Linked DNA regions of Mus musculus: regions 2 and 3 are each linked to region 1. A link is a loop called in an ENCODE intact Hi-C map of the cell type or tissue named here. Cell type or tissue: heart. All regions are shown on one strand.

What was found. Hi-C counts contacts between places; a loop is a spot of excess contacts. Peaks named below come from ENCODE experiments on the same cell type or tissue, not always from the same donor. Only the 100,000 strongest peaks of a DNase experiment are listed, where the experiment ranks them.
Region 2: a loop joins it to region 1, with 2.0 times the contacts of the local background. A loop is called at or near these places in 2 of 42 quality-filtered maps.
Region 3: it touches region 1 in a loop (2.5-fold over the local background); 3 of 42 quality-filtered maps call a loop at or near these places.

What each region holds. Positions count from the first base shown.
Region 1 is chr7:19,935,198-19,943,197 of GRCm38, reverse strand. It overlaps Igsf23 (immunoglobulin superfamily, member 23), which reads left to right. Exons shown (of 5, transcript NM_027308.2): 3 at 1,179-1,448; 4 at 3,856-4,025; 5 at 4,948-5,893. The coding sequence ends at 4,953. Among named protein-coding and RNA genes, the nearest start is that of Igsf23, 12 kb to the left of the region's middle. In heart, a CTCF peak has its summit at 3,108; DNase peaks (open chromatin) are centred at 3,107, 7,027, 7,557, 7,917 and 1 weaker place; H3K4me3 peaks cover 780 bases; H3K27ac peaks cover 2,968 bases.
Region 2 is chr7:19,862,762-19,870,761 of GRCm38, reverse strand. It overlaps a transcript of Ceacam16 not described here. Among named protein-coding and RNA genes, the nearest start is that of Ceacam16, 5.5 kb to the right of the region's middle. In heart, a CTCF peak has its summit at 3,692 (motif pointing left); DNase peaks (open chromatin) are centred at 4,011, 4,101, 5,836 and 6,331.
Region 3 is chr7:19,746,319-19,754,318 of GRCm38, reverse strand. Nectin2 (nectin cell adhesion molecule 2) reads left to right here and starts at 4,746. Exons shown (of 9, transcript NM_008990.3): 1 at 4,746-5,104. The coding sequence starts at 5,017. It overlaps Gm34744 (a long non-coding RNA gene), which reads right to left and starts at 4,749. Exons shown (of 3, transcript XR_881878.3): 1 at 4,370-4,749; 2 at 2,376-2,519. In heart, CTCF peaks have their summits at 632 (motif pointing right), 1,432 (motif pointing left), 3,995 (motif pointing left) and 4,581 (motif pointing right); DNase peaks (open chromatin) are centred at 498, 3,978, 4,488, 5,318 and 2 weaker places; H3K4me3 peaks cover 4,742 bases; H3K27ac peaks cover 5,594 bases.

The DNA.
Region 1 (8,000 bases):
CCCTGCCTAGAATCCCCCAGTGAGGGGCTGGGGTGTGGCTCAGTGGTAGAGCCCCTGCCTAGAATCCCCCAGTGAAGGGCTGGGGGCATGGCTCAGTGGGAGAGCCCCTGCCTAGAATCCCCCAGTGAAGGGCTGGGGGTGTGGCTCAGTGGTAGAGCCCCTGCCTAGAATCCCCCAGTGAGGGGCTGGGGGCATTGCTCAGTGGTAGAGCCCCTGCCTAGAATCCCCCAGTGAGGGGCTGGGGGCATGGCTCAGTGGTAGAGCCTCTGCCTAGAATCCCCTAGTGAGGGGCTGGGGGCGTGGCTCAGTGGTAAGAGCCCCTGCAAGGATTCCCCAGTCGGTAAAAAGCATCTGTCACCAAATCTAATGAGCTGAGTTTAAGCCTCAGAACCCACATGGTAGGAGGGAACCAGCTCCAACAAATTGTCCTCTGACATCTTCATACATCCTCCATACCCCACAAACACACATAAAGTAAAAATAAGTTTTAAAGAAATATACTAAAGAAATTTTAAAACAAAATGCTCAGTTATTTTTGGTGAATGAGGCATATACCTTTAATCCCAGCACTCAGGAGGCAGAGGCAGGTAAATCTCTGTGCATTTGAAGGCAGTCTGGTCTACATAGTAAGTTCCAGGACAGCCAGAGCTATATAGGGAGACTCAATATAAAAACAACAAATCAAGCAAAATAATAATAATAATAATAATAATAATAATGCCTCAGCTATAATAGAAATAGTTTAATATAAGTGTCCCTAGCTTTACTGAATACTTAGTAGCCTGGTATTATTATTACTAGTATAATTAATTCTGTGACTACTGACACTGTACTGGCCACATGCAATGGAACATAGGAGCTTGTGAACCCCAGTAGGGCTGTACTAATGAATGCATGAATGACAGAGGGTGAATGAATGCATGAGTGAATGAATGAATGTGTGAATGAATGAATTAGAGTGAATGAATGAATGTGAGTGAATGAATGAATTAGAGTGAATGAATGAATGAGAGAGAAAGAGAGAGAGAGAGAGAGAGAGAGTATGTGTGTGTGTGTGTGTGTGTGTGTGTGTGTGTGTGTGTGTGTGTGTGTGAATGTATGCATGTAACTGTGTGGGGCAGAAGAGATGCCAGTGTCTCTGGGAGGTCACCTGGAGGTCTTGCTCTCTGTTCCCACAGACAATCCCAGCCTGATCCCACTGGTGACCTTCCCCGAGTCTTCCAAGGGCATAATCTACAGTGACCTTAACTACTCTGTGATCCTGCAGTGGATGGTGACCATGAACCCAGAGCCTGTGCTGAGCTGGACCTTTGATGGAAAGCCATGTGGAACTGGGGAGAAGCTATTTATCCGGCGACTGTCCCCAGATCAGCTGGGCACTTACCTGTGCATAGCCAGGAACACAGACAAAGAGCTGGTCTCTGAGCCGGTGACTGTCTCATTGAGCCGTAAGTGTCCCCCGCGATCTCTGTACCCACATGGGTCTACAGCTGGCTTCCTGTAGCCACCCCAGATCTTTATAGCCAAAATGTCACTCCATGTTTTCTTCTACTTGGTAGGCTGTGGCTTAGTCATTTTTGTTGTTGTTGTTGTTGTTGTTGTTTTGTTTTGTTTTGTTTTTAATTTTCTCTCATGTGTATCTGCGTGAATGTCTGCATGTGTATCTCTGTACACATGAAGGCCAGAGGCTGATAGGTCTTCCTTAATGGCTCCCCACCTTGTTCACTGAGGCAGGGTTTCTCAGCTGAACTCAAAGCCCACCGATACTAGCCTAGATGGCCAGGTGTTCTGGGATTCATCTCCAACTCCCCATCACCTCTCAGGTTCTGGGATTAGAAGCAGGTCATATGCCTGACATTTACTGTGAGTCCAGAAGGTCCCAACACTGCTCCTCGCATTGCCCAGAGAGTACTTTATCCTTTAGCCCATCCCCCCAGCCCTTCCTTAACCCATTTTATATATGACAGACTTGGTCTTGGGGGTCCTTAGCCGATACCCTCCCCTAACACCACCAAAGTCCAACTTGGTGAAGGGATGAGTTTTATTGGGGTTACTTACATAAATGTGGGTGAAGTGTTACTAACAGGAACACAGAGGACTCAAAGACAGCTTTTATCACCCAAGCCCACCCCAGCATGAGTGACAGCTTACAAAGCTGGGAACCTGGAGCCCAGCACGGAGACAGCCAGGAGTGTCAGCTTCAGCACAGGACACCCCAGGACCACGTTCTCAGATGGGGAGGGGAACAAGGGAGAGGGGGAGGAGGTATGTGTCCCAGAGATACAAAGGACTGGCTCTGGACAGAAAGAAAATAGAGGTGACCGTGGGGAAATGGCTATTTATAAAGGTACAAGAAGCCCTGCAGTAGGATAGGTGCTTAATTTTTGTCGGGCATGTTAATTAGGGTAGCCAAAGGGAGCTTTTGATTGCTGGACTTCAATACTTTGATAGCTGGATCTAGGTAGTCTGCTTCAGGGGATGTGGCCAAATAAGGGAGTAGACCTTGGTGGCTAGCTTTAGGAATATAACCTAACAATTTTTAGCAAGTCAGAGGGAATAGGGGAGAAGGGCAAGGCCTGCCAGAGCCGTGATAGTCTTGCTGGGGCTGGCAGGGTCCTTCAGGTTTACCTGCGGGTGTCTCCTCAGCTGGGCTTGTCTAAGAGCTTGTCAGCAGCCACTACTTAGATACACTTACCAGGAGCCTACAGTCAGTTCCAGAGACTGGGGAGCTGTTTGGAGTTACTTGCTTCCTGCCTTAAGGACCTTTATCTCCAGGCTGGAGGCTTTCACACCCGCCCTCCTCCAGGACTTCCTGTTGTTACACTTTGCTTTTACATCCTGTGTCTGAAGAAGTTTCCTAGGCAGGTGACGGTGGCACATACCTTTAATCGCAACACTCTGTGGGAGGCAGAGGCAGGTGGATTGCTGCCCGGGGAGGGGGGGGCGGGGGGGGGCGGGGGGCGGGGGGCGGGGGGGCGGGAGGGGGGACCCTGCCAGCCCCAGCAAGACTATCACGGCTCTGGCAGGCCTTGTCCTTCTCCCCTATTCCCTCTGACTTGCTCTCCATGGGGTGTGGTGGTCATGTTTTCCACGGGGCGGCTGGAACCAGGCAGGTTGCCAGGCCTATGGAGTGCAACAGGCAAGCTAGGCACAGTGGGCTGCTAGGAGCCAAGGGGGGGAGGGACCTAGCAGGAAGTGGTGCAATAGGCTAGAGCAGCTTCAGTGATGAATGCTGAATGCGGAGAGAATTTTCTTCCCCAAGGTGTTACATACAGCTCTATAAGACAGACACTCCAGACAGTCTTCGGTGAAATAACTCATGCACTTTATTCCTTGTGGGTAGAGTCTTATATACATTTTGGGGTGGGTGGAGTCTAAAGGCAGATGTTTCCTATTGGCTTGGTCTGAGATCTTAGGGACGCGTCATCTGCATGTGGAAGGACTTCAGGTGTTGTCCCTACTTGACTGATTGCCCAGTCCTCTCCATGGGGTGTGGTGGTCATGTTTTCCAGGTCAGGAACCTGGTTGGGAGTAGATTAAACGCCTACCATTCTCAGCTATGAGAATTACTGGGATTTCTGAATCTGCTCGACCTTTCCAAGTTTTCTGTCCGGTGGCACTGTCCACTGCCCCACAGGGGTTGGGAGAGGAAGAGGAGAGAGAGAGAGAGAGAGAGAGAGAGAGAGAGAGAGAGAGAGAGAGAGAGAGAGAGAGATGGATGAGCTTGGAAATAGGAGGAAGAGATGGGTGTGTGGAAACCACAGTGTACAGAGGAGCCTGAGTTCTAAGTTGACAGGAATCAGGGTGTAGAGGTGGAGGGTGGCTCCTTCAGTCTCCTCTCCCCTCGGTTCCCAGCAGCCACCGGGGCTCCCACAGTTCCGGCTCCCACAGTTGCCTATCCCATGAAGCCGAACGACTACATGTCGGTCTCAGGAGGATCCGCCATAGCCCTCATCGTAGCGGCCACCATCGGAGGATTAGTCCTGATCGGATCTGTCTGCTTCTATATACTGCTGGCACTTAAGGTAATTGCGTTCCTCCCACTGGTCCACCAGAGGACATCCACTCCAGCCCACTTGAGCTCAATTTGAGTCGCTCTACCAGTGGAATAAGCTAAATTCTATTCCCAGCTTTATAGGTGAGGCACAGACAAGTCAAAACATCAATTCCGAACCACACAGCCAGGGAACAGCAACAATTTAAACTCTGACCAAAAGAACAAAACAAAACAAAACAAAACACCAACCCAACCGACCCATGGGAAAGAATGACTTTGACCCCAGAGGTGCCCATCTGACTCACTAATACCCAAAGTGACAAGAGAAGCTCTAAGGGCTTGCTCAGCTGCCGTGGCTCACATCCGTTTAGGGAAGCTGTAGAGAAGTGGAGTCCCTTTGGGGCTCAGTGTGCCCATCCGCAAAATGGGAATGGTCATAACCACACCCAACCCACAGACCGACATGAATCTGAACCAGCTTTAAGCAGTAGTGGGCTTTGTGAGTGCCTCATCCCATCCACTCTGTGTGTCATGAGGGAGGCAAACATGATCAACAAAAATGAGTATGAAGGATGGGAACTCAGGAAGGGAGATAGGTAGCATGGGGGGGGGGGGAGAGCATCAGGGGGCGATGACAGAGAGGGAGGACCCATCCTGCAGAGAGAGAAGACAGCTAAACAAAGCCTTGGGCAGCAGAGAGGGTTTTGGCTGGCAAATTAACCTGCTGCCAAGTCTGAGGGTCTGAGTTTGATCTCCAGGAACCAACATGGTGGGAGGAGATGATGCCGGAGCATGCACACATATGTACACAACTGGAAATTATAAAATAATGCTTAGGGCCTCTACATATGAATTTGGAGGGATCGCAGAGCAACACATAGCAGTGATGTACTCTCTCTTTCTCCCCTCCCTCCTCCATCCCCTTCCAATCTTTACTGCCGAACCCACAGAAATAAGGAACGTGCAGCTAAGCCATGAGCTCATGAATCTCTACCCGAAGCCGATCCCAGGACAGGAGTCTCAGGACAGGAAGACATGGCCCTTGTCAAGCTCCACCTCCCTCCCATTTGTGCCCAAGATGTCCCCAGCTAAATAAAGCCTTTTCTATCTTCCTGCCGGCTGCCAACACCCCATCTTCACAGTCCACCTATTCCGGGAACACTGTCTCTATTCTTCTGCCTCGTGGACTGCAAACAAGAGAAACTCCCTGGCTTAGTTGAAGGGAGGGGAGGGAGAACAGGAGGAAGAATTTGACAGAAGTCATGAAGATTTCCCAGAATCCAAGGGTGTATCTGTCAGCCTCAGCAAGGTAACGAATTGCCTCTGGAATCTAGCAGCTTGAAATAACAGCCATTTGTGCCGATTGCAATTCTGTGGCTTCGGCTGTAGGTTAGGCTCGGCAGGTGGGGGCTTGCTGCAGTATCTGTGGTCCAGTGACTGTCTGGAGGGGCAACATCAGTGGAAACAGCTGGCATTCCTTGGTGTCCTCTTATGTTCAGAAAGGTAAACGCCAACCGATTACGAGGCCTCTGGTTCAGAACCTAACACCATCGTTGCCATCCCATTGGCTGGAGGAAGTCACATGACCGGCCCAAGAGGTGGGGGCCCTGGCTCTACCTCTTCCTGCTCTCAACCCACCTTCTCTTCCTTACAGTCTTGCTCTTAAGGAATTCACGTGCTGTGTCTTCTTCACAGCCCCCTCCCTCTTTTCTCCTTTCTCTTTCATTGCGTTATCCCAGAATTTCTGTCCCTGGGAGTTGACCAACTCAGCCAGCTTGCTTACAACATGTAACATCTGTTGGACTGATGTTTTTGTACACTTTGTAAAGATGTGTCTCTGTCCTTATTTGCCTGCCCAAAGCACCTTCTGATTGGTCAAAATAAAAAGCCTATAGCAAAAGGCAGCGTAGTTAGTAAGATGGGACATCTGGCAGAGAGAGGAACTCTGGGAAAGAGAGAAAAACACGAGAGATTTGCCACCCAGCCTGAGAGGAAGCTGGACTACGAAACTGAGGCGCTATAACCAACCATGTGGCAGACACAGACCAGTAAAGCAGGTTAATACCAGTTTGGAGCTAGTTGGGGAGCAAGCCTAGCATAGAGCCTAGGCATTTATTAGTAAACGCAAGCCTCTGTGTCGTTATTCTATTCGGGAGCTGGAGCAGGCATAGAAAAGCCAGAATGGTTACAGATGTCCCTGGTTTCCTACTGCGATGGGCACAGAGATACAGGACGCCATCACAGGACCTGGGACAGCAGAAAACGTATTGCCCTGCCTTGCAAGCTGAACAGGGCACAGAATATTTCTTCTGAGTGTAGAGGTTGTTCTTGCTTATTTTCTAAATAAAAATCTAGATTACTGCCGGGAGATGGTGGTACACGCCTTTAATCCCAGCACTTGGGAGGCAGAGGCAGGTAGATTTCTGAGTTCGAGGCCAGCCTGGTCTACAAAGTGAGTTCCAGGACAGCCAGGGCTACACAGAGAAACCCTGTCTCGAAAAACCAAAATAAATAAATAAATAAATAAATAAATAATTTAAATCTAGGTTACTGATATGCCTAGAAAAAGAGAGGTCACGGCAGGCCCCCAGAAATTCATGGTGCTCTTGTGGATGGCATTTTGTGGGGGGTTCTTCAGGATTGGGTTTCTGAGACATGGTCTCACTTTGTAACCCAGGCTAGTGTCTAACTCATAACCAGTATACATGCTGCATAGTGAGTTTGAGGCCAGCCTGGGCTACATGAGATCCAGTCTTAGGAGGAGAAGGAAGAGGAGAAAGGAGGACCCTGACCCAAAAATAAATAAAAAGTATTTTTTTTTAAAGTTTAAGATCCCAGACCGGTCACCTCTTCTTTGGTCTCCACTTCCTATTTCTACCTACCTTGTTAGGCTGGAACCCCTGCTCAGCCCCGCACACGCTGGGAATTCCAGTCTGCCCTCCTTCCCCAAAAGCCACCTACACTGAAAAACTCCAAACAAAGGACCGGCTCCAACAGCCCAGTTCTGCATTCTTGGCAGCTCTTCAAACCTGCTTCCTTGATGCTGCCAGGCACCCAAGTCTGGCCCTAAGTGCTCTTGACCATGCTTGGACACAAACCCAGCCTAAGGCTGACATATGGCTGCAACCCTTTGCCTAAAGTCTATAAAACTTCCCCGTTTTAGCCAGGGTGTTTGTTCTTCGGGACTGATGAACCTACCCAGGAGCAATGCCTAATAAACCTGACTCTACCTACTTTTAATTTGGTCCAATCTGGTCTGTATCCACTCCACCTAGGGAGAGAAAAAGCCTATCACACCTAGAGACCCCTTCCTCCATAACTCAGCAGCACTGCCGTGTCAGTCAGTGTTTGAGTGACAGCTCCGTGGTGTCAGTCCTGCCTGGTTGATTCTGAGTCCCTGGGACAGAAGCAGGGGTCTGAAGAGAGGCTCCTTAGGGCAAAGGGAAATAAGAACCCACCCATCCTGCGAGGATCTCTGTAAGCTCAGGATGTGAACAGAGGAAGTCCGTGAAACGGACAGATCCTTGCGCGAGGCCCCTCCTTCCGGGCGTATCGACACATTAAGGACTGAAGTGGAAACTTCTGGTTTCTCTGGAAAGTTGGTTACGGCAAATGATGTTTAGCTGGGGCACACATGTTCAAGCAGACACGTGAAAGGACACGTGATGAAGGAGTATAGCTATGACCCCACAGACAGTGGGAGACGAGCACTGAGCGTTGGTTTGGTTTGGTTTGCTCTGCCTCGCTATTCTTCCCTAAGCTGCCATTAAGAGAAGCTCACCCAAGCACTGCTCGTGAGGTTCCTGCGGCAGTTTGCCGTTTCAACAGCAGGCCAGTTGACGAGCCTAACAGTTCCTTTGGGAGGAAGTCAGCTGCTGGTTCATGCCTAGTATCAGTCTGCTGAAAGGTCTGGTCTATCGCTGCCAATCCCTGTGTGGTGTCTGCCTGCCTAGAGGACTGGTCTGCAGCTGCTGAGTCATATTTGGTGTTGGCTACAGGACTG
Region 2 (8,000 bases), 72 kb after region 1:
GTGTGTGAAGTTGAGACATTAATCATCACACTGGAGGATTCTAGGTGGTTCTCTACCTCCAAAGTCGGCCTTCCCTGTTTGAAGTGAGTCCTCCATACACACTTCCCAGGCCCCAAATCATGGGTTCTACCAACTATGCCCAATATACGCATGAGGGACTGGAGATGAACCTGCATCTTCACGCCACCTTAAAAGCTGGCTTGGCCCTCTGTCTATAACCCCAGCGCAGAAGGGCAGAGACAGGAGGATCACTGGAACTGGCTGGCAGCCGGCCTAGCTCTGGGTTCAGCAAGAAACCCTGCCTCAGGGAACAGGTGGAGATGTGGACATCCCTTGTTTTCTTAGGGGCCAGGGAGGGGGTCGGAAACACACATATGCACCGACCCACACAACATACAGTGGAGAAAGTGCCTGCTTTTTGAGGAATGAGGGCCTGGGTTCAGATGCCTGGCATCAAGGTCAAAAGCCAAGTGTGACAACTCGTGCCCAAACCCTAGCACTGGGGTGGACGTGGTGGTGGTGAAGGAGGGGTGTCTACGCTCACCAGCCAGGCAGAGCACAGAAATGGTGTGCTCTAGGCTCAGTGAAAGACCCTGGCTCGAAAGAAAGAAAGAAAGAAAGAAAGAAAGAAAGAAAGAAAGAAAGAAAGAAAGAAAGAAAGAAAGAAAGAAAGGAGGGAGGGAGGGAGGGAGGGAGGGAGGGAGGGAGGGAGGGAGGGAGGGAGGGAGGGAGGGAGGGAGGGAGGGAGGGAGGGAGGGAGGGAGGCAGGCAGGCAAGAAAGAAAGCAAGCAAGAAAGCAGGTTGGGTGCACAGCTTTGACCCTAGCCCTTTAGAGACAGAGACAGGTTGATCTCTGTGAGTTTGGGGCCAGCCTGATCTACGTAGAGCGTTCCAGACCAGCGGGGGGGGGGGGGGAGTGCATAGTGAGACCCTGTCTCAAAAAAAAAAGTAAAAATTGTAAAAAAGAAAGAAAATAAAAGGGAAAGGTGATCGCTAGACATGGAGCTATAGCACGGCATTTACCTAGTCTGCAGGGGGTCCCGAGTTCAACTCCTACTGCCTACATGAAAAATTAACAACCGTTGTGTTGTGTGGGACAGGAGAGACAGCACCCACGTGGTGACTCACAACCACCTGCAACTCCAGTTCTGGGGGTCAGACATCCTCTCCAGGCTATTTCAAGCACTACATGCATGTGGAAGCTAAATATAATACACACACAATAAAAATAAAGGTTAATAATAACAGTAGTAATAATGATGTGTTGATCAGTCGTGGAAGATACCTGACAGATATCATCCACCTCTAGCTTCACAAGGACTTGTAGACAGACGGGCAGACAGACAGACAGACAGACACACACACACACACACACACACACACACACGAAGTCCTGTGTCTCTGATGAACATGTGCAGGTTTTTTCTTGCTGTGGTTCCTACAGCGGCAGTGTGACAGGGCAGCTGTACCCATGTGACAGCCTTTGGTATGCTGAGTTGTACTGAAATGGCTGAGTGCACCCAGGAGGCTATGGTAGGTCTAGGACCAATGCTACTATTGATCAACATTGTCAGCATCTTGGGCTTGGGTAGCCATGGAGTTGATTCCAAATCCCACCCAGAACCTTCTGCCATCAGGTGGAGATGAGGGGATGGGGACTATGATTGGCTGTGAGTGTGACAGGCATAGGAGTGTGGGGACACAATGATGGATGCCACCTTCTATTTGAAATAAATACATTCGATTTCCGTAATAACCTTTTTTTTAAAAAAAAGTTTTTTAAAAAGATTTATTTATTATTGTATATAAGTACACTGTAGCTGTCTTCAGACACCAGAAGAGGGTGACAGATCTTATTATAGATGGTTGTGAGCCACCATGTGGTTGCTGGGATTTGAACTCAGGACCTTCAGAAGAGCAGTCAGTGCTCTTAACCACTGAGCCATCTCTCCAGCCCCAAAAAGAGTTTTTTATTTAATGTATGAGTATCTGCATGTACACCTGCATGTCAGAAGAGGGCCCAGGATTTCACTATAGATGGTTGTGAGCCACCATGTGGTTGCTGGGAATTGAACTCAGGACCTCTGGAAGGGCAGCCAGTGCTCTTAACCGCTGAGCCATCTCTCCAGCCCAATACCATCTTTTAAGATTTAAGGTGTGTGTGTGTGTGTGTGTGTGTGTGTGTGTGTGTGTGTGTGTGTGTGTGCCCCTGGAGGTCAGAAGAGGGAATCAGATCAGAGAGAGACCCTGGAGCTGGAGTTACAGATGCCTGGTGTGAGTGCTGGGAACTGAACTCAGGTCCTCGGCAAGAGCAGTGAGTTCAGGTGGTGGTGCACAGCTGTGAGCCCAGTGTTGGAGGGGGTGGGGCTGAAGACTATGTCTAAAAGTAATAATGAAAAACCCCACAGACTCTTTCCCAGCCCAGGACCTTTGCATCTACTGTACTATGCATTGGGGAAACATACTTTCCCCCCTATACCTGCAGGCTCCCTATCACCTCAGTCACGCCTTGCCTTACTTCCTCAGGGACCTGCTAACGTCCGTAGCTGAAAGAGTGACCTGTGTCCTCCCTATCCTCCTGACTCGTCTTATCTTCCTGTCTCGAGGCATTATGGCACTAATCGTTCTCTGACACTATAGGCTAAGTAGGGTTTGTTTGGTTTTTCTTTTTTCTTTTTAATTATTGCTCATATCCTCCAATAAGATTTAGCCATATAAGAGAACAGATCTGTCTGTCGTCTGTGTCCCCAGCGGTTTGGCATGGAGTCAGTGCTCAATAAATATTTGCTAGGTGATTAAATGACTTGGAAATCCCCGAGCAAGAAGATCAGGGAAGGTGCCAAAGGGATGGGGACAAGAGGCTGTTTGGTTAGCTGAGAGCATGCATGTTTCTGTGTGTGTGTGTGTGTGTGTGTGTGTGTGTGTGTGTGTGTGTATGTGTGTGTGTATGTGTGCGCGCGCGCACTTGTGCACATGCGCGGGCGTGTGTCTGTGATTTTATATGTGGTGCAAATCAAAGGTTTTGTATGTGATAACCAAGTTGTCTGCCACTGAGCCACGTCCCCAGCCCCTCACTGGGGGATTCTAGGGAGGGGCTCTACCACTGAGCCATGCCCCCAGCCCCTCACTGGGGGATTCTAGGCAGGGGCTCTACCACTGAGCCACGCCCCCAGCCCCTCACTGGAGGATTCTAGGCAGGGGCTCTACCACTGAGCCACGCCCCCAGCCCCTCACTGGGGGATTCTAGGCAGGGGCTCTACCACTGAGCCACGCCCCCAGCCCCTCACTGGGGGATTCTAGGCAGGGGCTCTACCACTGAGCCACGCCCCCAGCTCCTCAGTGGGGGATTCTAGGCAGGGGCTCTACCACTGAGCCACGCCCCCAGCCCCTCTCTGGGGGATTCTAGCAGGGGCTCTACCACTGAGGTATTTTTCCATACCTCTTTTTTACTTTTTATTTTGAGACAGGATTTTCATAATTGTCTGAACTGGCCTGGAATGTACGGTATATGCCTCGGTCTTCCAAATAACTGGGATGAGAGGCCTGTGCCACCGGGCCTGACTGCTCACTCGATGCTGTGTGTACAGTAAGGAGTGAAGAGCACCTGGGGTCTTTTGATTGGTCTAACAGCCTCCGTGGCCCAGCTGGAAACTGGGATTTTGCCTCCCAGCCCTGTTTGGAGGGACACCCCCTACAGGTCAGGTTTACCATAACTGCTCTGCCCTGTGTCCTCGGCTTCCCCAGATGACCAGGGAAATGAGGAAGGGGACTCCTCTCCCGATTTACTGAGACAAGGGTCCTGCTGCAGAGCCTCCCCAATCTAATCCAGGTTCCCAGAGTATTGACAGATCAGAAGTAGGCAGAGTCTTGACAGGAAGGGAGATGGTTGCTCCACTTCCAGCCTTGAGCTCCCCAGGGAACTATTGAGGTGGCAGATGAGATAAGAGAGCTTGGGAAGGGAGCCTCATAAAACAAGGTCACAGACCGTGTCCTCAAACGGCCGGGAGAAGCGAAAGATTGGCCTGTTTGCATGCGTTTTGTTTTGATGTGGTTTTGAGGGTATTTTGTTGTTGTTGATTTTGTCGGTTTTTAAATTTGGTTACATTTTATCTATTGGGGGATGGCTGGTGCCCAGACCTTGGCACAGGTGTGGAGGGCAAAGGACAACTGTTCTCTCCTTTCACCCTGTGGTGCCAACAATAGAGCTGAGGTCATCAGACTTGGCAGCCAGGGCCTTTGCCCAATACACCAGCTCACTGGCCCTGTTTCTGGGGTTTGAGGGGTTTCGGTTGTTTTTGTTTTTGAGACAGAGAGTTGCTGTGTGGCTCAGGCTGGCTTCGAACCGGCAGCAATCCTCTTGCTTCCGCCTCCCTAATGCTGAGATTACGGGTGTGTGCCTCAGCAGCAGGCTGCTCTAGCATCAGAAGGCAGTGGTTCAGCGGCTCATTTAACCTCATACGATAGTGGGGCCAGAGGCTGGATAAAGGGACAATAAATGTGTCACCACTGTTAGCTCCAGTTCAAATGGCTCACACAAAGGCTAGGGATGGGCCTTTTGGGGCACCTGCAGTTCCAGCTCCTTTAGAAACTGAGGCAGAAAAACAGTCTCATGTTCAGGGCCAGCACAGGCTGTGTAGAGAGATCCCATGTAGCAAAAAGAAAATAGGCCAGCATGGTAGCGCAGATCTCTTGTCTTGGATCCCAGCACTTCAAAAGAAGAGGCAGGTGGATCTCTGTGAGTTTCAGGCTAGCCTGGTCAACATAATCTGGTTCCATGGTGAGACCCTATCTAAAGAAAAGAAAAGTGAAATTGAAAAATCAGGTTCAGGAACTTTGAACAGTTTGATAAAGTGGTTGCCTAGCACAAAACCCTACCTTTGAGCTTCTGTGTGGAGTAAAGGCTGTGGGTAGTGTGCCTGTAATCCCAGCATTCAAGAGGTGGGAGGCTAGAGGCAGTTCAAGGGTTCAAGGTCACCCTCCAGCACACAGTAAGTTCCAGGCAGCCTGGGTTCCATGAGGCTTTATTCCAAAAATAGAAACAAAATTTTAAAACCATATCTCCTTCTAATGTAACATTCTAGGCCATCTGTATGTGTTGACTTCTCGGCCGGAAGTTGAGCTGCCTGTTTGTTCTGTTCCAGGCTGGGACCCCAGCTCACACACAGACAACGCTTACACACACGGTGTGTCAATCGGAGAGTGCCCAGTGCACCCCTCCACCCCCTGCACTTTCCTGCTCCAGCTGGAGCAGCCCAGGTATACCAGCTCTAACCCCAGAAGAGTCAGGAGTCAAGGTTGTGGCCACCCACTGCTCCCTTCAACAGACAGGTTGAACGTGCAACCCTGGGCCAAGCACGTACCAAGTACACAAGCCACTACAGCTTTTGCTTAAACTCAAAGGGTTCACACAGGGGCCAGGGATGGACCTTTGTTGATAGGGCGATTGACCAGCATTCCAGAAGCTGATGGTGGGTGGATTCCCAGCCCTGTATAAAAACCCCTGTAATCCCAGCACCCAGGAAATGGAGACAGGAGGAGAAGGTCAAGGCCATCCTCAACTACATGGTGAATTCAAGGCTAGCCTGGGCTACACAGACAGTGTCTCAAAAACAAAACAAAACAAAATGTTCATACTAGCAGAAGACCAGGAAGCAGAAAGGGAGGAGGGAGGAGGACAGAGATAGCAAGGGCAGCAGACAGAGAAGGGTCATGTGATGCTTTGACGACTTGAAGTCATGACACAGGTTAGGGACAAAAGGTACCTCTGCCCTGCCAGAAACCTGGGCCTCCCTGGAGACTCTCAGCTCTGTGTCATCCACACCTGGTGTCAGCTTCCACGAGCTCTCTGAACCACTACACAGTGATGGGGACACTGTGGGGGCACAGTGCAGGGAGGGGAGAGACACCGCCCTCAACAGTGAGAACTGAAGGTGTCCAAGGCTCACATGGGGAGGGGGGAAGCTGAGATCATGCTGGGAAGACACACTGGAGGAGGCGGGAGGCTTGGGTGCACAGGCTGAGGAGTCTGTATTCTGCAGAGGGCTCTGGGCAGCCCGGCAGCCTCTGTGCTAATGGAGTAAGGGAGGCATAAGGACTGAGACCCAGGTCCTTCTACCGGTCTCAGGGGCAGTGGCATCCTCCTGGCTGAGAGCAGGGAAATGGAGCAGGTCTGGGAAGATACTAAGGTCGATTTGGGACAAGGTGCCTGAGTCAGAGGCATCCAGGGACATTGGGGAGCTATGCTGAACAACAATGGGAATGAGTCCCAGTATTTAGGCGAGAGTGTGGGAGCAGGGCCAGACAGGGAGAGCAAGGTGAGGTAAGGTCACAGTTGAAGGAGGGCAAGAGGCAGCAAACCCAGCCTCTGCCACCCCCACTCTCCCTAGCCTTCCTCAGCCCTCCCCAGCCCTCCTTCCCCTTGAGGGCAGCCCAGGACACAGTGATACTCTTGAGGAACTGGGACAGGAGAGCTGCAGGTATGGCCTCCTGCCCAGAAGTAGGCTGCAGGGCAGCAGAGGAGCCAACACCCACAACTACGCCATCAACTAAGCCATCAGCGATGACGTCTGTCACATGGTGACCAAAGATTCTGAGGTCACTGCCTGGACATCCTCCCTCCACCCCAGTGCAGGGGGCAGACCCCCTTTCTAAATGGGCAACCCCCCTTTCTGGATTTGCTTTTCCATTTTCAGTGAGGGTTTTGTTTTTGTTTTTAGAGAGGGTCTCATTATGTTCCCTGGCCTGGCCTGGAACTCACAATGATCCTCCTGCATCAGGACACCATCAGACCTAACCTTTAAGTTTTTCTGTTGTTCTGAGACAGGGTCTCACATAGCTCAGGCTGACCTGGAACTCCTTAGGTAGCTGAGCATCCTCTGACCCTCCCACCTCCATCTCCTGAGTGACAGGGTGATAGGCATGGTCCAGCACACCTGGTTTATGTAGTTCTGGGTATTGAGCCCGGGGGCTTCATGCACGCCAGGCAAGCACTCTACCCACTGAGCCCCAGCCCCAGCTGGTTCTACATTTGCCTCCCTGATCCTCAACAAACACAGGGACTTAACTGATTTTTGTAACTAAACTCTCTGACCATCTGTAACAAGGCTGGCACAGAGTAGGTGCTCATTCGATATTTGTGGAAGGAATGAGTTTGCGTTTATTGAGCAGTTACTGTATGTCAGGCATGATTGTAAGCACCATGCATGCTTGTGTTACAGGACCCACGTTGGGCGGGGGACAGCTGCCCTTCATTACTAGGGGTGAATACTGCCTGAAGAACCCACCAACATTCACAGTTGCTCCAGGTCTTCCTATAAATGGCAGCGGGTTTTAAACAGCCTCAGCACAAGGGCTCTACCCCTGAGCCACTCCCCCAGGCCCTCACTGGTGGATTCTAGGCAGGGGCTCTACCCCTGAGACACACCCCCAGGCCCTCACTAGGGGGGGGGGGTTTAGACAGGGGTTCTACCACTGAACCATGCCCCTGACTTCATAGTTTTTATTTATTTATTTTTAAAGAATTATTTATTTCTTTTATGTATGTGAGTACACTGTCGCTCTCTTCAGACACACCAAAAGAGGCATCAGATCCCATTACAGATGGTTGTGAGCCACCATGTGGTTGCTGGGAATTGAACTCAGGACCTCTGGAAGAACAGCCAGTGCTTTTAAGCGCTGAGCCATCTCCCCTAGTTCTTATTTTTAATTACCAAAGGAGGATGAAGAGTTCAGGTAATCCAGAAATGTTTGTTCACAAGGATCAGTGAGCCTTACCTTCCAGAATCTTGCCAATGTCTTTGTATTTATGGCATCACATGCCGATCAAGTGTGTGTGTGTGTGTGTGTGTGTGTGTGTGTGTGTGTGTGTGTGTGTGTGTGTGTTTAAAAAAAATATTCTGGGCCGGGTTAGTGGTGGCACATGCCCTTAATCCTAGCACTTGGGAGGCTGAGGCAGGCAGATTTCTGAGTTTAAGGCCAGCCTGGTCTACAGAGTGAGTTCC
Region 3 (8,000 bases), 190 kb after region 1:
CTGGGGTTGCAGGGAGAGACAAAGTACAGTGATGCATACTGGGAATTCAAGCATTTGAGAGGCACAAGTAGTAAGCCCCACCCCCCAGCACTGGGGAGACAGTGGCAGAGGAAGCTCTGTGAGTTCAAGGGCAGCCTACTCTAGAAATAGAGAAATACTATCTGAGGGGTGTGTGTGTGTGTGTGTGTGTGTGTGTAAATCCTATCCTTACACACACATACTAAACAAAATGTAAAAGTTAGATGTATAACTGGAACGTTCAAAGGTAAACTACCTTCAGGCTCCAGTGGACTTAGGAGCTGGAATCCACGTCTATCTCTGAGACAATATCACTGATTAGGGGAAGGGGCCTCAAGTCCTGCTGCCCACAAGAGCAGGGTTGCAGAGCAAGTAAGTTACTCAGAACAGGAAGCCGTTGGCTCTGTGCCTAGCAAGCTCTGGCTCCCTCCTGAGTGAAGCGCTACCTCTGGGGCTCCTTGACCCTGGAGGTTGACTTCACAAGTATGAGACCCACCCAGTTCTCTGTCAACAAAGCAAGCTGCTCTTGGGCTGAAGCATGCCTCATAGGCATGAAATCTGGTAGCGCCACACTCCCCTGGCTTCCTTCCTGAGCCTGCCCTACCCACAAAGACCCGCCTAGAGGGAGCCTAGCCCACTTGGTGGCAGTCCAGAAGAGCAGGTGCACAGGGGAAAAAGACGGCCGGACATGCCGACTCTTCTGGGCTTTTTTTTGTTTTTTGTTTTAAAGATTATTTTATTTATATGAATACACTGTAGCTGTCTTCAGACACACCAGAAGAGGGCATAGGATCCCATTACAGATGGTTGTGAGACAACATGCAGTTGCTGGGAATTGAACTCAGGACCTCTATAAGAACAGTCAATGCTCTTAACCACTAAGCCATCTCTCCAGTCCCCAGACCTCCTCCATCTTTAGCTGGGTCAGAATAAAAGAGCTTTGGAAAGACAGTGATGGGTCTGCCAGGCAGCTGTTCGGATAAAAGCTATACCAGTCTGAGCAACTTCGTTTGTTTTCTGGAACCATGATAGAAGGAGAGAATCAACTCCCTAAATTTGACCTCTGACCTCTATGCATGCTCTGCCCCCCCCCCAGAAGAAAATGGGGAGAAGGAAGAGGAAGGGGAGGTTATAATCCAGGACTTAAGATGGCTCAGCAGGTAAATGTTGCTCGCTACCAAGCTGAAACCTGAGATCAATCTCTGGAGACCCACAAAATTGAAGGAGAGAACTGACCCCCACAACCTATTCACATAGGCCCCTCCCAACCACAAATTAAAAAAATAAGTATATACATATACAGATTCAAGAGGTGGTAAGCATTCATTGTTCTTTCCTGTAGAGGACCCAGGCTTGTTTCCCAACACCCATATTGCAGTTCACAACAATCCATAACTCCAGGGAATCTGCTGCCCTCTTCTGGCCTCCACGGGCACCAGGAATTCATACGGTGCACATCCATCCAGGCAAAATGCTCATATATATAAAAGTAAACCTCAAAAACAAAAAAGTCACCGGGTGTGGTGGCGCACGCCTTTGATCCCAGCTCTTGGGAGGCAGAGGCAGGCGGATTTCTAAGTTCGAGGCCAGCCTGGTCTACAGAGTGAGTTCTAGGACAGCCAGGGCTACACAGAGAAACCCTGTCTCGAAAAACCAAAACCAAAACAAACAAAAAGTCATCAAGGCTCTCAGCATGGTGGTAATCTTAGCACTACAGAGAGGCAGAGGTAGGCAGATCTCTATGAGTTCAAGGCCATCCTGATCTACATAGGAAATTCCAGGCCAGCCAGGGCTACAGAGCTACATAGTAAGACTCTGTATACTGGCTGATTTTATGTGTCAACTTGACACAAGTTAGAATCATCAGAGAGGAAGGAGCCTGAGAAAATGCTTCCATAAAATCTGGCTATAAAACGTATTTCAATTCGTGATCAATGAGAGAGGGTCCAGCCCATTGTGAGTGGTACCATTCCTGGGCTGCTGGTCCTGGGTTCTATAAGAAAGCAATCTGGGCAAGCCACCAGGAGGAAGTCAGTAAGCAGCACTCCTCCATGGCCTCTGCTCCTGCCTCCAGGTTTTTGCCCTGCTGAATTCATGTCCTGACTTCGTCCAGTGATGGACAGGAATGTGGATGTGTAAGGCAAATAACCCTGTAGTTGGTCTTTGCTACTTTGTGGGTTTCTCTTTTTCCCACCCTTTGTTCCACACTATGCCCCGTTTCACCTACTATCACTAGACAGGAGAGAGACAGGGAGAGAGGGGGAGAGAGATCCAGATCCCTGAATCTAATTTCTTTCCTTTAGTGTCTTCTTTGAGGACAACTATGACAAACCATGACCAACGACCACGCAGCGTACCTATTGGTCCTCTAGCACTTATTTACCCTCTGTACAGTTTCCAGAATTCCAAACGCCACACAGTCGCAGAAACTATACGTGGCTGACAAAAATCACACCTCTGCTGGAGCACGAGGCAAATCATAACCAGCTGCTGCAGACAATCTGAAGGATTAAAATGAAACATTGTCATAATACTTCTGTGCTTTTTAAAGGAACCAAAATCTCAAACTTGTCGCTACAATAATCCTTTCCTCCCCAAGTTGCTTTTCTTGTCACAGTGTTTCATTGCAGTTATGGAAAGCCTGAGTAAGACACTCTGTCTTGGGAAAAAAAAAAAAAAAGTTGGAAGCTACAGAGCATTTACTCAGTGTCTGTCATTTATACCACTAGCCTCATGCCACGTTCCTTGCAAACCTGAGATATTATCTGGATGTCATGTTGCATAGCTACTATAAACACCAACAAACCTCACACTGCTCCTTCTCTGGCGGTGGTTTGGAAAGAACCTGTGCCTTAGTTTACTTTTCACACACGGTGACCCTCACGTGGTGATCGTCGCTGATTAGAACTGGGTCTGTAGACCACAGTGGCTTGGAATTCTGTGAGATCTTTCTGTTTCTGCCACCTAAGTACTGGGATTACAGTTGTGCAGCACCAACCCGACCCCCTTCCTAAGATTCTTGTGAGCAACAAAAGAATTTTGAATAGTGTCCATTGTGGACCTGCCTCTTTTCATAACCCTGACCTTTGGCACCAAGCCACTTTCCCTTCCCATGACTCAGTTCCCCTTCCTTCTCCACGGCTTGATCGGGGACTGCTTGGGAGAAGACTTACACGAGGGCCTGGTGGGCAGACAAAGCTAAAACCCTTTATCAACAATGTTGTTAAAGGGGTGTGGCAACAGCTCAGAAAGGAGAGAGCTAGCTCAACTTGGAGTCAGTGCATGCCTACAATCCCTGGCTGGTTAGCCAGGACGACAGGAGATGCCATCTCATAAAACAAAACCAAGGTGGGTGGAATGGCTTCAAAGGTTGTGCCACCAAACTTGGCTACGTGAGTTGGGGCCCCGGCACCCACTTGCTGCTTCCAACTCAAAGCAAGTTGTTATTTGCCCTTCAGAAGTCAGCACGGCCTGCACACACACAAAATAATCAGCAAGCAAACAAATAGGAGCATTAACAAGAGTGGAAAGCAAGTTGGTCAGAGCCAGGGTCCACTCCTTGGGCCTTGCCACATGGGAGAGGGGCTTCATGTATGTGGCCGGTGGAGAAGGGGCCCTACCCCAGCCCAGGTGGCTCTCTCACAAGAAACCCCCAAATGCCTGGCCCTTGGGGAGGATTTGGCTGTCAGGTACTTCAGCAGCGGAGTACCTGTTCCCCTCCCCCATCCCCAACAAGTGGACCTTCTCATTAGCTCCACTCGGCGGCCCTGGGAATGTGAAAAGGCGGGTGGGGGTGGGGAGGGTGGAGCGTCTACGAAGAGACAAAAGGGCCGCCTCAAAACCAGCCACAAAGACCACAGGATTCTGGTGAGATAGAGAAAGTGGGACAAGGACAACCGGAAGGGACTGGTAGGGCCAGAGGACAGACTGACTGGTCCAGCCCCACCCAGCGGGGTTCGGCCTGCTGGGTTGGTTTATGCTGCCCCCTCGCGGAAGGCTGCGATATAAAAAAAGGATACTGGGTGGGAGGGACGCAGAGGCCAGATGCAGGGACAGGAATATTAAGAGTGACACAGAAAAAAACTATGAGACAAGAAACAGAAAGTGACAGGGACGCAAAGAGAGACGCACACAGTCAAAGGAATGCAACGAGACACGGGGACTAAGTGACATAGGCACATGGACAGACAAAGAAACACCAGAGCAGAGCCACAGAGAAACATGGGGATGCGGAGGGAGACTCAGAGGTAGAGAAAGAGGAGAAATCTGGAAAGAAATGATGCGGCGACACGAGAACCCAGGGCAGAGATCAGAAAGAAATGGGGTCCACTAAGAAGTGACCCCGACCTACCACAGCAGCAGGACTAGGAGAAAGGCTGGGACAGGGGTGTGGCCTCACCAAGGGGCGGTGCCTCAGGAAGGGAGGCCCTATGAGAGCCCACATACTCAGGCTAACCAGAGGGCAGTGGGGCGTGGTCTGGGCGAGAAGGCATGGCTTCTCCTGGTGGGAGGCGACCGGAAGTTTAGAAGGGGGTGTGACCGCGTCTCATTAGAGTGACCAGTAGGGGGCGCAGTGGGTCTTCCCGGGTTGTGTGTGGGCGTGGCTCCATGTCGAGTGGGCGTGGTCAAATAGTTAATTCCAGGAGAAGGCGGAGATAGAATCGTGGGGCCAGACAGGTGTGGGACGCGGGATGGGCGGGGTCTTAGCCCTGAGAGGGGCGGAGCCTGAGCCCTAGGATCGGCTTGGCGAAGAGGGGCGGGGCCTGTGACGTCATGAGTCCGGCCCGCTGGAGCTAAGCGAGGGGCCGGGGGGCGCGGATCCTGAGAGCCAGGCGAGGGAAAGCTGGGCCGAACGAACTGATCCGGGGAGCCGTGAGCGGCGGAAGCCGGCCTGGAGCCGGACACTTCAGACCCCTGACTGCCCTCCCAGCCGATCGGTACACGAAGAGTGGTCCCTAGGCACCCCCTGCCCGGGCCCAGTCCCTCCCCGGGCCCCCCATGGCCCGGGCCGCAGTCCTCCCGCCGTCCAGATTGTCACCGACGCTGCCGTTGTTGCCGCTGCTACTGCTCCTGCTTCAGGAAACAGGTGAAAACGCGCGGATGCCTTCGTCAGTCCTCAGAAGGGAGGGAACGGGGCATCGTCCCCCACCTCACTCCCAGCTCCCCGAGGCCCCTTTCCCTCGTGCCCCCTTCTAGGTTGGCCCTACTGATCGAGATTCTCGCAACACACCGGGCTCTCTCTCCGAGTCTCCTAACCTCCCTCTCTGCACCTCGCGTAATCACAAGTGTCCATTCTAACCCGGGTTTCTGACCCCCTCCACCTCCCTCGGCGTGGAAAGGGTTAAATCCTCCCCATCCTGTGCTGATCACTTATCCGGAATCTGGATTTCCGTCTCTGCTCTCCCCCCTCAGGAATGTGGAGAATGTTCCCCCCACTCACACTAGCTGGAGGGTCGTGATGGTGAGGAGGGACGACACCCCCCCCCCTTTTTTTTCTTTTCCTTCTTGTTGGGTTGGGCATCCGAGGCCCGGGGAGAATTGGGCGCGAGGGGACCCACAGTCGAGGTTCCCAAGACGAGTGTGTGTTGGGGGGGGGATGAGTTCGGTCTTTGGGAGCCCTTGGCAAACCAATGATGAGAGTTGGGGGCACTCAGGGGCAGGAAGGGTGTGAGTCTGGAGTGCAAGCCTCAGGGAGTTTACAGACACTGACCCCTGGGTTCTGGGAAAATTAAGAGGTTCTGCCTCCAGGATCTCAGAAGGCGAGCCTAACCCGGGTCTAGATAGAATTGGAGAAAAGGGGTTCAAACTTGTGGGTCTTGGGTTTAACTGTGGGCAAAGAGCTCTGCTCGCTGGGGTCCAGGTGCAGTTAGGGTCCAGAGGCACTATCTTGGCAGGTTCGGATTTAGCTGTAGGCAATGGAATTTAATGATCAAGGGACTCTGACCTTTACCCCTCTGCCCCCAAATATAATCAAAGGCTTAAAGACGTAGCCTGAAATTGGGAACTTAGTCGGCTGTGTCCCAGGTAGAGTCAGAGCCCGGGAGGTTTGCAGTTTTCCTCCCCTTCCCCCTTTCCTTGTGAGTGGCAACGTCCCTGGGGAAGTTTTCCGGTATCGCTTTCACCTAGTTTGGGAGGGGCGGGGCGGGGCTGGAGCGCTAAGAGTCCCAACTCCTGGTTTCGGGACCTTATCTCTCCTTTGGTCACGCCTTTGTCCTCGAAGCACTTGGAGAGGTAAATGGGAGGAGCCTCCTCTCTAAGACTCGCTCCCCTTTCCCCACCCCCCAGCCCTGGAGGGGACTTGGGGCTCTGCGAGGCCAGGGGGTGGGGGTGGGGGATGGGGTGAGGTGTAAACAGGTGTGCTGACCTCGCCCCGCCCCTAGCAGGTGACCTGGCTGTTTCTTCCTAACTACACACTCTGGGATGGGGAGCGGGGAGTTTCTGGAGAGTTTGCTCAGAACGGGGATCAGAAGGATCGTAGGGAGAATGCCTGTCACTTTTGGCCTCGTTTTTTCTTTCGTCACCTCCTTTGAGGTCATTGGCCTTGACCTCCCAGATAGATGAGATCTGTACCTGTCCCTCTGAGTGAATTCTTAGAATCCACCCGTGTGGTACCTCATAGCAGATTCCACAGAACCCCAGAGCAAACCTTGTTCCCCTTCCCAGCCTGCGAACGGGGAAACCGAAAAGGACACTCTCCCAAGGTTCCACTCCCGTCCCTTGAAAGCCTTTGAAAGCCAGCAACCCAATAGCCAGGCTGGGCAAGCTCCCCAAAGTGCTTCCTATTTCCTAGACCTGTGGTGACTGTCCCTTCTCTGTTGAATCCCTGGGGGGATTTCCTGGGGCTGGGCCTTCCCTTCGAACGTTGGGGAGAGGACCTTGGCCTTTCCTAACCCATCCTACTCCTATCTCCACTTCCTCATTCCTTCTCTCTCCCTCTCCTTTTTCTTTTTTCATTTCCCTTTCCATCTCTCCCTTCTCTCTCTTTCCGGGCTCTTTCTCCTTTCTGTTCTGTTTGTCCTTCCTTTGCTCTCTCCATCTCTCCCTTGCTTTCCCTACATCTCTTTCCCCTGGCTCTAGCTGCTCAGCCTCCCTGCTTCCTGGCCTCCTCTGGGAATGGGGCTTACACCACCTGGACCTCCTGCTGGAGCCTGAGCCTCCCTCCCCACTCTTCCCTATCTCTCTCTGCTCATCTATGTCATCCAGGCAGCCCCACACAGTGGCGGGGGAGGGGAGAAGAGGGGATGGCAGGCCTGGCTGTCTCTTCTCGTTAGGGAAGGGGAACTGAGCAGAGAAGAAATGGGGGAGGGGGAGGGGGGGGCAAGAGACAGGATGGAGAGCAGGGATATAGGAAGAGGAGCCAAGAGAGGGAGGGGACGGGGATCAGACCTATGCAAGGATGGAGTAATGCAAGGATGGAGTCATGCACAAAGAATGAAGGAAGATTGCAAGGGAGGGCAGAAAGATACCAGAAAGGGGCAGGGGTGCTGGGGTGCTGGGAGGGGTATAGGCAGGGACACTGGAAGGGCAGAGAGGTTTGGTGACAGGAAAGGAGATCAGAAGACCCCAGCCAGAGGGCTGTGGAGATCCTGTGACTTGGAGAGGTCAGAGCACAGGCCAGTCTCAAGGCCAGCCAGCATGTAGGGGCCACAGGGAGTTAAAGACACGGGAGGCACAGGGAGTCTTGCACAAGGGCCAGCTCCCCTGCCCCCGCTGGGATGCTGATACATTTTTAATGCCCCAGCAATGCTGAGAAACAGAGCAGGAAGGGAGGAGGAGATGGACCAGGAGAGATGGCCCGGCAGTAAGAAAGTATGTCAGGAGCCTTGGAGAGGTGTGAGTGCTGGATGCCTAGAGACATGGAGACCCCAGGGTCACAGAAACAGAAACCTAAGACAGGGATGAACACCTGTGACTCCAGCACTCAAAGAAAGCTGAGGAGGGCGGGGGGGGGGGGGGGGGGGCGGGGGGATTGCAGGGAGTTC